2 separate regions of the Homo sapiens genome follow, and region 2 is linked to region 1. Evidence: read pairs that join two places in POLR2A ChIA-PET (ENCODE). Cell type or tissue: B cell. All regions are shown on one strand. Each heading gives the region's core, and the rest is flanking DNA. Links, peaks and the distances in the headings are about the cores only. Region 1 overlaps STXBP2 (syntaxin binding protein 2). Region 2 has its middle 17 kb from the start of CERS4.

Region 1 (2,852 bases), core at 1-2,500:
ATCTTCCCCAAACCTCTGCCCCTGCACAGGCTCCTCACACATCCTCACCCCGACCCGCTTCCTGGATGACCTGAAGGCACTGGACAAGAAGCTGGAGGACATTGCCCTGCCCTGACCCCTGGCCCCGCCCCCTACCCCTCCCTTTCCAGAGAAATAAACTCTTCCCGTCGCTCTGCCAGCCAGTGCCTACCTCACCTTCTTATCAAGGGAGTCCCTGGGAGTTGTGCTGAGCCAGGCCTGTGCCCCAGGCCCCACCAACCCCTATTATCCTCTCAGAAGGAGAATTAGCCTCTCCCTGCCCCTGAGGGCATCTCAAGCCCTCATGGAGGTTAAGAACTTGGACTTTTGGCAGGGCACGGTGGCTCACGCCTGTAATCCCAGCACTTTGGGAGGCCAAGGCGGGAGGATCACTTGAGGTCAGGACTTCAAGACCAGCCTGGCCAACATGGTGAAAACCCATCTCTACTAGAAATACAAAACAACTAGCTGGGTGTGGTGGTGTGCACCTGTAGTCCCAGCTACTTGGGAGGCTGAGGCAGGAGAATCACTTGAACCCAGGATGTGGAGGCTGCAGTGAGCCGAGATTGCCCCTTTGCACTCCAACCTGGGCAACAAAGCGAGACTCCGTCTCAAAAAAAAAAAAATTGGACTCTCATTTGAATATCAGCTCTAAGATATTCTAGCGGTGAGGCCCTGACCAACTTCCGGGGTTCCCAATCTAAAAACAGGGAGCCCAAAATAGCAGCTGCTTTGCAGAGGAGAGAACAGAGATAGCGCAGGAAGGCTGGTGGCGTGCAAGCATGACAGCTGCTGCTACCCCATTTTCACTGGAACCATTTTGGCTGCTCCGTTAATATTGTTATTAAGCAGAATGGACCCTGGAACTCCAACCCCCCTAGAACTGTTCCAAGGGGACCTGTAGGCATACGATGCCAGGAGTTGTGTTCAGCTTCTGCTGTATTCATGTGAGGCACACAGCAAACGCTCCCTGCTTTCTCCTCCCAGCCCCACGGGGTTCACAGAGACTCCTGACTGCAGGACTTATCAGGGCCTTCGGTGGGTGTATCTGTTTGCTAGGGCTGTCATAACAAAGTACCACAGACTAGGTGACTTAACAGAAATTGCCAGGCACCGTGGCTCATGCCTGTAGTCGCACATTGGGAGGCCAAGGCAGGTTGATCACTTGAGGCCAGGAGTTCAAGACTAGCCTGGGCAACATAGTGAGATCCTGTGTCTACAAAAAAATAGAATTAGCTGAATGTAGTGGTGTGCACCGTGGTCCCAGCTACTCAGGAGGCTGAGGTGGGAGGATCATTTGAGCCTGGGAGGCAGAGGTTGCAGTGAGCCAAGACCGTGCCAGTGCACTCCAGCCTTGGGTGACAAAAGCGAGACCTCCATCTCAAAAACAAAACTATAATCCCAGCACTTTGAGAGGCTGAGGCAGGTGGATCACCTGAGGTCAGGAGTTCAAGACAAGCCTGGCCAACATGGTGAAACCTTGTCTCTACTAAAAATACAAAAATTAGCCAGGTGTGGTGGTGGACACCTGTGGTACCAGCTACTTGGGAGGCTGAGGCAGGAGAATTACACTACGCCTCCTTCGGGAGGCGGAGGTTGTAGTGAGCTGAGATCGCACCGTTGCACTCCAGCCTGGGCAACAGAGCAAGACTCTGTCTCAAAGCAAACACATTTATAGTCTTCTGTTTCTAGAGACTGGAAGTCCAAGATGAAGATGTCCACAGGTGTGACTCCTTCTGAAGCTTCTCTCCTTTCCTTGTAGACAGCTGTGTTTTCCCTGTGTGTTCACACAGTCTCCTCCCCCCGCCCCAGTGCATGTCTGTGTCCTAATCTGCTCTTCTTACAAGGAAACTGGTCATGTTGGATTAGGGCCCACGCATATGACCTCATTTTTACTTAATTATTTCTTTAAAGATTCTATCTCCAAGTATAGTCACTTTCTGAGGCAGTTGCGGGGCAGGACTTCAGCATAGACATTTGTGGAGAGGACACAGTTCAGCCCATAGCACTCAAGTGAGGTGTGAATCTCACAGCACCAATAGAACAGGAGAGGCCGGGCGAGGTAGCTTACACCTGTAATCCCAGTGCTTTGGGAGGCCTAGGTGGGAGGATCGCTTGGGCCCAGGAGTTTGAGACCAGCCTGGGCGGCATAACACGATCCTATCTCTACAAAAAAATTTTAAAATTAAATTTTTTTAAAATTTTTTTATGGGCATGGTGTCTTGCACCTGGGGTCCAGTTTACTCAGGAGACTGAGGTGGGAGATCGCTTGAGGCTAGGAGTTTAAGACCAGCCTGGGCAACATAGCAAGACCCCATCTCTACAAAAAATAAGAAAAATTAGTCAGGCACGTGATGGCACACGCCTGTAGTCCCAGCTGCTCAGGACTTTCAGGTGGAAGGATTGCTTGAGCCCGGGAGGTTGAGACTGCAATGAGCTATGATCATGCCACTGCACTCCAGCCTGGGTGGCAAGGTGACACCCTATCTCAAAAAAAAAAAAAAAAAAGAAAAAGGAAAAGAAACCTCTCTGGGGCACAGATATACAGCCAGCCACATGAGTAATCTGAGGCAAAAGGGGCTGTGGGAGCCCATATCACATCTAATCCACCCAGACTGGGGGCAATCAGGGAAGGCTTCCTAGAGGAGGCAGCATTTGCATAGAGAATGAAAATGAAGGGGGCGAAGGGAAGGGAGGGGAGGGCAGAGCAGAAGCCAAGGCCAGAGAATGCAGGAGGCCCCTGAGGAGCTGGAGGGGAGGGTACTGACCTGCAACCCAATCTGAGAACCACGTGGAGGTTCTGGTGAGGCCATGGTGAGGGTTTTGGTCCCTGC
Region 2 (2,903 bases), core at 283-2,782, 540 kb after region 1:
TGTTTTTTTTGAGATGGAGTCTTGCTCTGTCGCCCAGGCTGGAGTGCAGGGGTGTGATCTCGGCTCACTGCAGCCTCCACCTCCTGGGTTCCAGCAATTCTCCTGCCTCAGCCTCCCAAGTAGCTGGGATTACAGGATGCCCAGCTAATTTTTGTATTTTTAGTAGAGACAGGGTTTCACCATGTTGGTCAGGCTGGTCTTGAACTCCTGACCTCAGGTGATCTGCCTGCCTCGGCCTCCCAAAGTACTAGGATTACAAGCATAAGCCACCACACCTGGCCACATTTATGAATTTATGCATTGTTTTCTTTACTAAAAGTGTGCTACACTTTTCTTCCTTTCTTCTTCTTCTTTGTTTGTTTTTGAGACAGGGTCTCACTCTATCACTCAGGCTGGAGTACAGTGGCACAATCTCCACTGACTACAAATCCCAGGCACAAGTGATCCTCTCACTTCAGCCCCCCTCGAGTAGCTGGGATTACAGGTGTGCACCACCATGCCTGGCTAATTTTTGTATTATGATAGAGATGGGGTTTTGCCATGTTACCCAGGCTGATCTCAAATTCCTGGGCTTAAGCGATCTACCCACCTCAGCCTCCCAAAGTGCTGGGATTACAGGCATGAGCCACCATGCTGGGCCTTATGTGTGCTATATTTAAACAAAAGCTTCTAAAAATTAAAAAAAAAATTATCCTATCTTCCTTCCACCCCTCTGTCCTGTTTAGACCTTACCCACGCTGCACTGGGTGACTTCACTTCTCCTACCTGCCCCCTCTCCTACAGCCCCTCCGATAGAAAACAACCAGGAATGGCCAGGCATGGTGGCTCTTGCCTATAATCTCAGCACTTTGGGAAGCCCAGGTAGGAGGATCACTTAAAAATTAGATGAGGTGGCATGCCCCTGTAATCACAGCTACTCAGGAGGCTGAGGCAGGAGGATCACTTGAGCCTGGGAGCTGGAGGCTGCAGTGAGCTACAATGGTAACACTGCACTCCAGACTGGACAAAGACAAATACACCCTGTCTCAAGAAAAAGAAAGAAGAGAGAGAGAGAAAGAAGAAGAGGAAGAGGAAGAGGAAGAAGAAGAAGAGGAAGAGGAAGAAGAAGAAGAAGAGGAAGAGGAAGAAGAAGAGGAAGAGGAAGCAGAAGGAGGAGGAGGAGAAGGAGGGGAGGGAGGGAAGGAAGGAAGGAAGGGAGGGAGGGAGGAAGGAAGGACCCACACAGTGGCTCACACCTGTAATCCCAGCACTTTGGGAGGCCAAGGTGGGAGGACCACCTGAGGTCAGGAGTTTGAGACCAGCCTGGCCAACATAGTGAAACCCCATCTCTAGTAACAATACAAAAATTAGCCTGGCATGGTTGTGCATGCCTTCAGTCCCAGCTACTTGGGAGGCTGAGGCAGGAGAATTGCTCGAACCCAGAAGGTGGAGTTTGCCCTGAGCCACGATCGTGCCACAGCACTCCAGCCTGGGCAACACAGCGAGACTGAGTCTCAAATAAAAAACAAAAAAAGAGAAAAGAAAATAAAGCAACCAGGGGAATTCCTGGGGCACACAACTAAGACTATGTTCCTTCCTGCTCTAAACTCTCCCATGGCTCCCTATTACCCCCAAGATTAGATCAAAGTCTTTATTGAGACTCCCAAGGACTTTCTCTACTTCAGCTCTGGTTGTCTTGCAGCCTGATCTCTACCTGCTCTTGCTGCTTCTCACATCATTAACCTTGGGCCCTGAAGGTGCAGCTTCCAACTTCTGGGCCTTTGCACCTGCAGTCAGCTTTGCATAATTGCCTGACTGCCCCTGGCACATTCTTGTTCTTTGAGATTCAGCTTGAATGCCTCTGCTCTGGGAAGCATCCCTCTCCTTCAGACCCTCCCTCCCACCCCTACCCGGATCTAGGGGCCCAGGAGGCTTTGGGCTGGGAAGATTAAGAAGACGATGATGAATAAGTTGGTTCTAGCAGTTCCTTCCTTCCTTCCTTTTTCCTTCGTTCTTTCTTTCTTTCTTTTTCTTCTTTCTTTCTTTCATTTTTCTTTTCCATTAAGCATTTAACCCCCTTGTACACAATTCACTCTTTTTAAAGAAAAAAACTGAGGCCGGGCACAGTGGCTCATGCCTGTACTCCCAGCACTTTGGGAGGCCGAGGTGGGTGAATCACAAGGTGAGGAGTTCAAGACCAGCCTGGCCAACATAGTGAAACCCCATCTCTACTAATAATACAAAAATTAGCCGGGCGTGGTGGCTTGTGCCTGTAGTCCCAGCTACTCGTGAGCCTGAGGCAGGAGAATCGCTTGAACCTGTGAGGCGGAGGTTGCAGCAAGCTGAGATCACGCCACTGTACACTAGCCTGGGCGACAGTGTGAGACCCAGTCTCAAAAAAAAAAAAAAGAAAGAAAAGAAAAAATTGAAATGTAAGGCTGTGTAAGATTTGTTTTGAAACTACACAGTGTCTTTTTTTTTTTTTGTACAGTTAATGCACTACTGAATGTGTCTTTAGATAGCCCTGTCCTGGTGGTATTTTCAACAGCCACTAACCTTGCCTGGTATAATATGGGGGTTGTAAATTGCAATGGAAATTTAAAGCAGGTTCTTGTTGGTGCACAGCACAAATTGGTTATATATGGGGATAGTAGGTTTTTTGGGTTTTTCGTTTTTTTTTTTTTTTTTTTAAGACTGAGTCTCGCTCTGTTGCCCAGGCTGGAGTGCAGTGGCATGATCTCAGCTCACTGCAGTCTCTGCCTCCCAGGTTCAAGCGATTCTCCTGCCTCAGCATCCTGAGTAGCTGGGATTACAGGCACCCGCCACCAAGCCCAGCTAATTTTTGTATTTTTGGTAGAGATGGGGTTTTCTCATGTTGGCCAGGCTAGTCTCAAACTCCTGACCTCAGGTGATCCGCCCACCTT

What was found. Peaks named below come from ENCODE experiments on the same cell type or tissue, not always from the same donor. Only the 100,000 strongest peaks of a DNase experiment are listed, where the experiment ranks them.
Region 2: POLR2A ChIA-PET joins it to region 1 with 5 read pairs; 2 of 35 experiments call an interaction of 5 or more read pairs at or near these places.

Annotation. Positions count from the first base shown.
Region 1 is chr19:7,647,696-7,650,547 of GRCh38, forward strand. STXBP2 (syntaxin binding protein 2) reads left to right here. Exons shown (of 19, transcript NM_006949.4): 19 at 30-178. The coding sequence ends at 115. Among named protein-coding and RNA genes, the nearest start is that of STXBP2, 12 kb to the left of the region's middle. RefSeq lists an enhancer at 1,237-1,286. In B cell, for the core only: no CTCF peak of the experiment used is centred there; no DNase peak of the experiment used is centred there.
Region 2 is chr19:8,190,818-8,193,720 of GRCh38, forward strand. No RefSeq gene overlaps it. Among named protein-coding and RNA genes, the nearest start is that of CERS4, 17 kb to the right of the region's middle. In B cell, for the core only: no CTCF peak of the experiment used is centred there; DNase peaks (open chromatin) are centred at 1,094, 1,544 and 2,464; H3K4me3 peaks cover 18 bases; H3K27ac peaks cover 2,500 bases.